Linked DNA regions of Homo sapiens: all the other regions are linked to region 2. Evidence: chromatin contacts called from ENCODE Hi-C or POLR2A ChIA-PET data. All regions are on one chromosome and are shown on one strand. The core of a region is the stretch at or near the end of the contact, and the rest is flanking DNA. Distances in the headings are between cores, read along the strand shown.

Region 1 (3,714 bases), core at 772-3,271, 330 kb before region 2:
TCCTCACTTCAATAAGTTGTCCTGTGATTCTTGGTTAATAAAACCCATGCTGTTATAACAAGTTTATTTCAGAGCCACATGTGTTATTAAAATAAATTACTCTGTTCTAGCACACTTTTGGCATGTTTGGTTCTTATAGAAGAGCCTGTGCTAGCAGTGGTAAGTTTAGCTACCTACCAGTTGGATCACATATAAATCTACCCAAATCTTGACACAAGACAGTAAAATCTAGGCCAAAGGGCACTCTTCCACCCATGCCCCAAACTCACACATGCCTTATTGCTCTTAGCAAGCAGACTCGAAATTAATGAACACAGAATCATATCCATGGTGGGATTGTGGATTTCAATCGTGGCCTTGCAGTGTAGGCACCACAGGTTATTTCTTACCAATCAGGAAACAAACCCAGAGTGTTTAAGGAATAGGCCCAAAAGGTCACACAGCCTGCTGTTATCAGAGCAGGCCAGGGCCCAGGTCTCCCCCCCTTTACACTCTGTGGACTAGTGTGACTCTGTGGATCATCGGCATCAGAATTACCCTGAGTGCTTGCTAGAAATAGAGAATTCCTCGAGACCAGCCTGGCCAACATGGTGAAACCCATCTCTACGAAAAATACAAAAATTAGTTGGGCATGGTGGCAGGCACCTATAATCCCAGCTACTTTGGAGGCTGAGGCAGGAGAACTGCTTGAACCTGGGAGGTGAAAGTTGCAGTGAGCCAAGATCGCACCATTGCACTCCAGCCTGGGCGACGAGAATGAAACTCCGTCTCAAAAAAAAAAAAAAAAAAAAAAAAGAAGAAGAAGAAAAAAAGAAATAGAAAATTCCCTGGCCTTCTGGGGTGGTTGGGGGAATTGGGAGGGAGCATGTGGCTGAGGAAACTGAATGTTTAACAAGTTCCTCCTGTGACTCTGAGATACCGTGAAGTTCGTAAACCTCTGAAAATGCTCACTGTCAGTGGTTCTCTACTCTCACTCTACATAAGAACTAGATGAAGCATCAGAAAAACCCAAAAACAACAACAACAAAAAATCCTGGGCCCAATCCCAGTATTCAGTTAATTTGGATGGTGCCAGGCAATTGTATAATTTTGGAAAATGGCTCAAATGATTCTAATGTGCAGTCAGAGTTGGAAACCCATGGCCATTGTGAACAGTGGTACCAAATGCTATACCTGAAAGGGCAGCCACCCTGTAATTCTACCCTAGCCTTCTGGCCATGTCCTAGCTTGCAAGCTCTGAGGAGGTAGGGCAGGACTCTGAAGAATAGAGAATGAATGAGGAACAAGGTTGCATCCTTTGAAAACTCCAGAGCTTTGATCAGTTACCTCACCCTCAATTCAATCCCCCATCCAGGAACTGCCCATGCCCTGACATCCTCCCTTGACTTATTCCCAAAGATCTCACACTGTGTTCCCTCTTTTAGACCCTTCAGAACAAAATCTGAAGATGTTAGCCCTTTTAGGCCCAACATCTCTATGCTGTGCTGGTATCAAGCAAAGCCTCCAAGATGTTTCCAATTTGTGAACATAGTGCATCTTGTAATTGATTTGTTCTTCTCTTTTCTCTATCTACTAGGAAGCTCAGAGCCAAATCTGAGGCACACCTTTAGCAGTCATACAGCACCTTATGGCATACATTTGCTATACCTTATTTTCCTGTCATAGCTTTTCTTTCATTTGTTTCTGTTTACCTATTTTTTACAGAGAAATGTCCTTTTTTGATTTATTCTGACATGCTATAAATGAATTAATTACACTATTTAAAGACTTTTCATCAATACATTTCTCTTTCTCTTGGGTCAGACAGAGAAAAAGAAAAGAGCATGCAAGAAAGATGGAGAGAAGAAACACATGCACACAGATAATATATAGAAGTGGGAGGAGGCGAGGGAGGGTTCGTGATCATATCAGCCTTACACAGGGTGGTGCTCTCCAAGGGGCAAGAGTCAACCTGCTTATTATAACCATTTCACAAGGATCTTAAAGGAACTTCCTTCTATGGTCAAACCCTTTTGTTCTTACTCAGAATCAGTCTAGCTGTTAAGTCTGTGGCAGCTGGAGCTACAAAACCAAGGCCTGAAAGTTGCAAAACTAGGTACTGTGACTGTGAGTCACCTTTCCCCTTCACACACATACACCCCACAAAATTGATTTTAACACACATAAAAATTGAGAAAACACTATAATACTAAATCTAAGATGATTTACAAAGGAATATTACTTAACGAATGGCTTGAAGTAGTTTTTTAAAAGCTTGGAGAGATTTTGATTTCATAATGAGTCAACAAGTCATTTTTTCTGCCATTAAAAAATCTCATTTCTTAATAAAAACACTTAGTTTTTCATGACCTTATAAATAAAAAAGCTCCCATTTCAAAGTAAAAATGAAATCTAAGATTATATAGACGTTTATGTCATTACTTTTATCTAAGCAACATACATACATGCTCAAGTAAAGCAAAAGGTTAAGTAAATTTCTGCAATAAATAGGCTGCTTTTGAAATGCAAAGAACATTATAAAGAATGCAGAATCTTAAGGGTAATCAAGCAGTCATTAAGTTTTTCTTAAGTATTCACTTTAGATGTTGTTATTTCTGGCACAGGTAAGCAGCAGAGTGTTTTTTTTTGTTTTTTTGTTTTTTTTTTCCAGACAGCGTCTCATTCTGTCATGTAGCTGGAGTGAAATGGCATGATCAAGGCTCACTGCAGCCTTGACCTTCCCACGCTCAGGTGACCTCCCTCCTCAGCCTCCCTCATAGCTGGGACTACAGGCATTGCCACCAGCTAATTTTTGTATATTTTGTAGAGATGGTCTTTTGCCATGTTGCCCAGGCTGGTCTCGAACTCCTGGGCTCAAGTAATCCAGCTGCCTCAGCCTTTGAAAGTGCTGGGATTACAGGTGTGAACCACTGTACCCCACCATAGCAGCAGAATTTTTTATGTGCTCAAATACTGGAATCTTTGGTTACTGCCATATCAGCAAAGAAGCCAACCATTTTAAGAATGTTTTATGAGAATGTTCATTAAAAAAAAAAAAAAAGAATGTTTTAAGTGAACACCTTGCAAATCCTAAGGATAGCTATCTATTTTTTTAACCTTGTATGTATTTTAATAAGCTGCCTCAAACATGCTTTTTGAAATCAGGGAAGATATAGAAAAATTAATAACAGCAACTGATAGGATTCAATTCATCACACTGAAACATGTTTTTGTAAATGAGATAAAAATCCTTTCCTGACTACAGGGTCATCTCACCTGTTAGTTCTTTTCACTACAGGGGAGAAAACAAACAAACCAGCAAAAACCTTTTCCTCTGCCCTCTTAGGTTCAGTGTCTGGGGCCTGAGAATTAAACTGGCAAAAGACAGATTAACAGGGGAAAAAGCATCTATTTTATGGACAAAGGAAACGGGTTTGGGCTTCTGGGGGTGAAAAATTGTAGGAAAGTGACTAGGAAGTATACAGGGAAAGTAATGGAAAGCAAGGGTTGCTTTAGTAAGGTGTCTTTATGCCAACTCATCTCAGTGCCAGTTTTCTGTCTCTAGTGATAGGTTACTTTCTTCATTCTGATACAGGAGAAGGGTGGAAATTTATGCCACCTTCACAAAGGGAAATTTATGTCCTGCTTCTAGGCAGAAAAGGAAAGGGCAGAGAGCTCTTCTTACAACTGCTATTTCTCCATTGCTTTCAGCCCAAAATAATCATATGCCAAGGT
Region 2 (3,268 bases), core at 285-2,784:
TCCTAATTCCAAAGCCAGATGGAGAATATAAAAATGTAAAACTCTTACAAATGAATCTAGATACAAAAATTCTAAATAAATTATTAGTAAACAAAATCTAGCCTCTAATAAAATGAATATTACCAAGTTGTGTATATTTTAGGAATGCAAATGTATGATCTAAAATCAATCACTTATCACTCATTACAACAGCAAATTAAGGAAGATAAACTACATAATCATATCAACACTTGCTGAAAAGGTGTTGATAAAATTCATCCATCTCCCCTAATAAAACCTCAACATAACATAGAAATAGAAGGAAATCGATGAAAAAAAATGAATGGCAAGTACATGAAATATAATAAGCTCTCATTCATTTAATATATACTTAAGTAGTTCCTAGTACCAGGCACACTCTGGTGATACAACAGTGAACATGATAGATACAATCTGTGCTCTGCAAGGCTTACAGTACAGTGGGAGTGACTGGAAATTTATTGGAGGCTTTGATGTGGAAGAAGGATATGGAAATCCATGAGAAAACACTATGCTTAGTCAGGGCCATGTGACAATAGAATTTCTGCAGACAGTGACAATTAAATTGAGATCTGAAAAGTGAGAAAGATGTATACAGATTAAAGAGAGGTTGGTTGGAGAAAATATTTCTGGGATAGAGAATAACCCTTACAAAGGCCTGGATAGGAGAGAACGAAAGTAAGTTGAGTATGGCGAAAGTACAGAGCAAGAGCTCAGGATGAAGTGTGTAATACAAACTGCGAAGAAAGGCTCAGCCCAGATCAGGAAGGCTTTGGAAGCCAAATTTAGGAGCTTGGACTTTACCCTACATGCAATGTGAAGACATGGCTGGGTGTTAAGTAGAAGAGTTGCACTGGTTCTTTTGTTTCCCATACCTCCAGATCCATTCTCTGCCCTGGAAATCAGATCCCCATAGGGTCTGTCACCCACTCTCCCTTGCCTACTGGCTTCCAGATGGGTTCAGCCAATGCGGTGCCTTTTCCCTGGGTCCCCTTGCTTCAGTGCTACACCCGATAGTAAATGTATCCCTCCTTGAACACAGGTCCTGCCAGGCAGCCCTTTTGTGGCTCCAGCTTTCACTGAGTAACTATTTCTTGTCTCTTCAGACCTACAGATAAATATGGCTTCCCCTGTTTCTAGTCTCTTTCATTCTGCCCACACCTCTGTAAGTAGCCCTTTCATCAAAGCTTTTCATTTGAACCATCTGAATTAAAGTCTATTTCCTTTTGGGACCCTGACTGATACAGGCATGATTAGGTCAGATTTGTGTTTTATAACAATCCCTCTGGCTGCTTTATGGAAAACAGATTGGAAGATGGCAAAGACCGGCTCCAAGGAGACCATTAAGGAGGCTGCTGTAATTCTGGAGGTAAGAGAGGATGGTGGCCTGGGCTCAGGTAGCAGAACTGGGGTTCAGGAGTGAGGAGTTTAACTCCTGGCCAAAACCGTATGTGTGATATTTCAGGCCCAGCCACAGGCAATTGCAAAGGCTTTGCCTGGAAGGCCTCATAGGAAAAGCTGCCCTTCCCACACCAGACTTGGTACAGAGCCAATGCATTGCAGTGTCTGAGGAGAGTTGCAGTCAAAGATTCAGGCCTCCTGGCCAGCTATGCTCTTATACATATCTGCATTCATGGCCCAGGCACCTCCATTTGGAAGTCTTCTTCTTTTCAGGGAAGCTTGAAGACACTTTACCCACTCTGACTCAGTACTCGATATTTTCTACTTGCAGCCCTCCCATTCTTCCTCACTTCTGGCTCCAGGGTCCATAAAACTGCAGGTGCCTTTTGGTTGGAGATCCCTAAACAGTGAGTTGACTCCACCAACACACTGTTCCACTGGGGGAAATGAAACAAAGGGGAGTCAAGGTTTGACTGTTACTTTCATTTTGGCTATTTTTAATCAGCTACTCTAACGCCTGAAAGCTTAGCTGAGTGGCTGATGGAAAGAAGCATGTAGATTCCAGAGATATTTGGACGATAGAGTTGACAGGATTTGGCCATTTATTAGATTGGGGGATGGGGTAGGATAGAGAACAGTGAGGGAAAATAAAAAGCCAAGGAAACTGCATAGGTGATTTGGGCAATAGAGTGGATGGTGGTGCCATTCACTGGACCATGAAACAAGGAACAGGAGCTGAGTGGCAGGAAAATACTTTCATCTGGGGCATGACACTTCAGAGAAGCCTGTGGGTCATCCAAGGCAGATATTCAGAAAACAGCTGGATATGTAAAAAGGAATTTAGCGGAGAGGTCTGAATTGTTATGTAGATTTGAGAATCATTCATTAATAAATGGTAAGTATAGATATTGGCATGAATAAAATGAAGCTGGGAGAATACATAGAATGAGAAGAAAAGATGGCCTGAAACTGAGGCTCACCATGGTCTCTTTTTAGACTTGTCCTCTTTTGGTTCTCTAGATAATTCTCCAATGATATGTTTTTCTATGACCCTCTCAAAACCTTTCTTAAACTTACTAAATAAAATAGAGACAGCAGGTTATAATGACAGAGCTTGGAACATTATAGATACTCAGTAAATGTGCACAACCTTCCTTTCTAACTCTGTATTTCTCAGGATTGTGTTAAGAATCCTGAGTTAATTAAGGTTCCTGGCTAAAGACAAAGCTATGTCTAAATGAAGGCAGCTGTTATCATACTTGCAGGTGCTATATTTCTTTAAATAATGAGTTTTATATATTTACTGTAAAGGATTCTTTTAGTTCACATATTATTTCTCCTAAACAGCAAAGGATACCACCTTTAAACCAAACCAAACCAAGTCATGCCTCTGAGTGAAGTTGTAGAATAATTTTTTTGAAACTTTAACATTTTAATTTTCTATTAGCAAGCTAAAACAAAGCAGAGGCTAAATTCCATAGTCTCCAGAAATATGGGGATCGCTATATGTAAGTGTATTAGTCCATTTTCATACTGCCCAAGACTGGGTGATTTATAAAGAAAAGAGGTTTAGGAGCCAGGCACGGTGGCTTACACCTGTAATCCCAGCTACTTGGGAGGCTGAAGCAGGGAAATTGCTTGAACCTGGGAGGTGGAGGTTGCAGTGAGCCGAGATGGCGCCACTGTACTCCAGCCTGGGTGGCAGGGCGAGACTCCATCCCCAAAAAAACAAAACAAAACAAAACAAAAACAAAAAGGGAAGGAAGGAAGGGAGGGAGGGAGAAGGTGAAGGGGAAGGGGAAGGGGAAGGGGGAGGAATAAGAAAAAGAAAAAGAGGTTTAATGGAATC
Region 3 (3,255 bases), core at 565-3,064, 500 kb after region 2:
GCGGAGTTAAACTATGGAGCCGGTACCCCCAATACCCTGCCCGGCAAGGCCGCCTCGTGACGTCCCCGTCTGACAGAGTCCCTCCCCATAGGGCCGCGACAGAACCACCGCACGATGGGACACGCGAGGGTAAGCTCAGGTCTCAGCGCATCGTGTGGGCGTCGGGACAGCGTCCTGGGCACCTGTTCCTTCCACCTGCTCAAATCTCTTTCCCTTCTATGAAGAAGGGGGCTCCGGGCCCCATCCCCAGGGAGCAAGAAGACGCAGAGGACCGCGCCGGTTCAGGTGCCGCTGGAGAAATGGAATCTGACGGAGAAACTGATCTGGGGCGGCAGCCCGCTAGGTTCGCCTGACTCACTAAATGCTACTACAGTGCCCCACACGGACTGCCACGAGCGGGTCACGTGACTGGACTCTGGATCGGCTGTGCTGTGATGGCCGCGTAGCGCGCTGCTGTGCGCGCGAGACTATAAGCCTCTGGGCCGCCGGTGCCTCCGCGCGGTCACCGCCTCCACCCGCCTGGCCGCTTCCCTCGGCGCATGCGTAGCACACCGACTCCAGGATTGTTTCCCAAATCCCACTTCCGCCACTTCCTCCTCCCGAGACCAGCCAAGCGCGCCTGGCTGTCTGCCCTTCTTGGGCTCTTGGGGAGAACGTGGTCCGGGAACTGGCAGTCACGGGGAGGCAGCACAAGAGGTTTTCGCCCTCATGTGCTGGTGCAACTATCGCGACCATCACCCTGAGAACTGGAGGAAGGGTGCCGCAGGCAAAGAGTGGCGCGCCTGCAGATTCGGTTCCGCGCTTGGGGCTCTCGCGAGACCCGGCGCTGGAGTGTGGACCGCGCGTGCCGGTGACGCGTGGTGCAGACACGTCGCCGGTGCCTCTCTCCCTAGGCCTTCCTGGGGGTGAGCTTCCGTCCCAGACGTCTTCGGTCCTACACTGCTTCCATTTCTTTTTTTTTTTTTTCCTTCTTTTTTTCTTTGAGACAGGGGCTCATTCTATCACCCAGGCTGGAGTGCAGCGGCGCGATCTCGGCCCACCGTAAGCTCCGCCTCCCGGGCTCAAGCGATCCTCCCACTTCAGCCTCCTGAGTAGCTGGGACTCCAGGTGAGCGCCCTGCTAATTTTATATTTTTGGTAGAGACGGGGTTTCGCCATGTTGCCCAGGCTGGTCTCAACTCCTGGTCTCAAGTGATCCGCCTGCCTTGGCCTTCCAAAGTGCTGGGCTTACAGGCGGGAGCCACTGCACCCAGCCCTACGCCCCATCTTTCTGGGTTTCTGCCTGGTATTGTTACATCTCCAACAGGCTTAACTCAAAGCTGACTTTCCGCCTGTGCTGTATCTGCCCCATGGTCCTTTAGAGTATATAAAATATAAATGGCACTTTGGGAGGCCGAGGCAGGAGGATTGCTTGAGCTCAGGAGTTACTGACCAGCCTGGGCAACATAGTGAGACCCCCGTCTCATTAAAAAATAATAATGCAGGCAGGGCGCAGTGGCTCATGCCTGTAAACCGAGCACTTTCGGAGGCCAAGGTGGGCGGATCGCCTGAGATTGGGAGTTCGAGACCAGCCTGACCAACATGGAGAAACCCCATCTCTACTAAAAATACAAAATTAGTTGGGCGTGGTGGTGCGTGCCTGTAATCCCAGCTATTCAGGAGGCTGAGGCAGGAGAATCGCTTGAACCCGGGAGACGGAGCTTACAGTGAGTCGAGATGAGCCACTGCACTCCAGCCTGGGCAACAAGAGCGAAACTCCATCTCAAATAATAATAATAATACAAATAAATAAATGTACACACACAAATAAATGGACTTGATAGCGATTTTTTTAGGTTTTCAGCTGCCCAATTCAAGAAATGTATTTCTTCTTGTCCCTGATTTCCGTCACTGTCCCAAGGCAGTGGGATTAAAGCACCACTACCGTTTTTAGATCCTTGTGTTTGGCATTCCATGTCCTCCTCTCAAGACGTTTGACGTAACTTTCTCCATCTGCTCTGTTGAAACATATGCTTCAAAATCTTTTTTTTTTTTTTTTTGAGACGGAGTCTCGCTCTGTTGCCCAGGCTGGAGTGCAGTGGCGCGATCTCGGCTCACTGCAAGCTCCGCCTCCCGGGTTCAAGTGATTCTCCTGCCTCAGCCTCCCAAGTAGCTAGGACTACAGGCGCCCGCCACCAAGCCCGGCTAATTTTTTGTATTTTTAGTAGAGACGGGGTTTCACCGTGTTAGCCAGGATGGTCTCGATCTCCTGACCTCGTGATCCACCTGCCTCGGCCTCCCAAATTGTTGGGATTACAGGCGTGAGCCACTGCACCCAGCCTACCAGCCTAGACCTAGTTTTAGTTCCTTTTTTTGCTTCACTCCATTGTAGCTTAGGAAGCTAGTTTCAATTCCGGATTCTACCGTCTATCTGTATGACTGGGCCTTTGGTCAGTCTTTCTAAAATGAAGATTGCTCATTTTACAAATGAGTAAAAACTACCTGACATGTAGTGCAGGCTTTGTAAAGCACTCATCATGCTGCTTGTCATACTGTAAGCACTGATATGGCATAGGAAACCCAACCCCCAAACATAGCACCTTGGAAGTTGAGAAAACAGCATATACTGGAAGGCCACTGTCACATCTCCCTCACCCGTCTCTGAAGCAGGCCATAAAGCCTAGGAAGGTCATCCTCTTATCTCTCTTGAAAACCCTCATGTGGCAGGTGTCCTGCCCTATATCAGGGTGGAAGGAATGTCACACAGGGACACCAAGAATAATCTGAACAAACAGGTCTTGCTAATCTCATGCCCCCAATTTATTACCGTGAGATCATACCCGCTTTGTTCAATCATACTTCTGCACAACTATCCACTTTCTCAAACCTATGCATAAAAGTACACAGACTTTTCTTTGGGTCATTTCCTTAGGAAGACTCCCCATCATGTAAAACTTATATTACACAAATTTGTATGCTTTTCTCTTGTTAATCTGTATTTTGTTATAGGAGTCTCAGCCATGAACCTTACCATGGTTAAGGAAAACTTGCTTTTTCTTCTCTACACACTCAAATAAATTAGTTTGCCTCCTTTTCCATGCTTACCCAATATAAAATAGTAAAATGCCTCTTTTTTTTTTTTTTTTTTTTTTTTTCTGAGAGGGAGTCTCGCTCTGTTGCCCAGGCTGGAGTGCAGTGGCGCGATCTCGGCTCACTGCAACCTCCGCCTCCCAGGTTCAAGCAATTCTCCAGCCTCAGCCTCCTGAGTAGCTCGGAT

The links. Hi-C counts contacts between places; a loop is a spot of excess contacts on that map. ChIA-PET counts read pairs that join two places held with the same protein, here RNA polymerase II (POLR2A). Pooled maps may share reads with other maps.
Region 1: a loop to region 2 is called in a pooled map, with 3 times the contacts of the local background. The contact joins two enhancer-like sites. A Hi-C loop is called at or near these places in 1 of 37 single-sample maps with no recorded cell type and 2 of 50 pooled maps. POLR2A ChIA-PET finds 5 or more read pairs at or near these places in 1 of 52 experiments (A673).
Region 3: a pooled map shows a loop between it and region 2 (5-fold over the local background). The contact joins two enhancer-like sites. A Hi-C loop is called at or near these places in 1 of 37 single-sample maps with no recorded cell type and 2 of 50 pooled maps. POLR2A ChIA-PET finds 5 or more read pairs at or near these places in 2 of 52 experiments (PC-9 and SK-N-SH).

Annotation. Positions count from the first base shown.
Region 1 is chr9:5,849,635-5,853,348 of GRCh38, forward strand. It overlaps a transcript of ERMP1 not described here. Among named protein-coding and RNA genes, the nearest start is that of ERMP1, 18 kb to the left of the region's middle. Within about 2 kb of position 2,022, at least 5 of the 41 ENCODE cell types and tissues checked have a DNase peak (open chromatin) inside an H3K27ac peak, as active enhancers do.
Region 2 is chr9:6,183,362-6,186,629 of GRCh38, forward strand. No RefSeq gene overlaps it. Among named protein-coding and RNA genes, the nearest start is that of IL33, 31 kb to the right of the region's middle. RefSeq lists enhancers at 1-190, 1,665-1,764. Within about 2 kb of position 1,535, at least 2 of the 41 ENCODE cell types and tissues checked have a DNase peak (open chromatin) inside an H3K27ac peak, as active enhancers do.
Region 3 is chr9:6,680,882-6,684,136 of GRCh38, forward strand. No RefSeq gene overlaps it. Among named protein-coding and RNA genes, the nearest start is that of LINC02851, 22 kb to the right of the region's middle. RefSeq lists enhancers at 38-417, 324-1,072, 538-827, 898-1,017, 2,586-2,845. Within about 2 kb of position 1,815, at least 41 of the 41 ENCODE cell types and tissues checked have a DNase peak (open chromatin) inside an H3K27ac peak, as active enhancers do.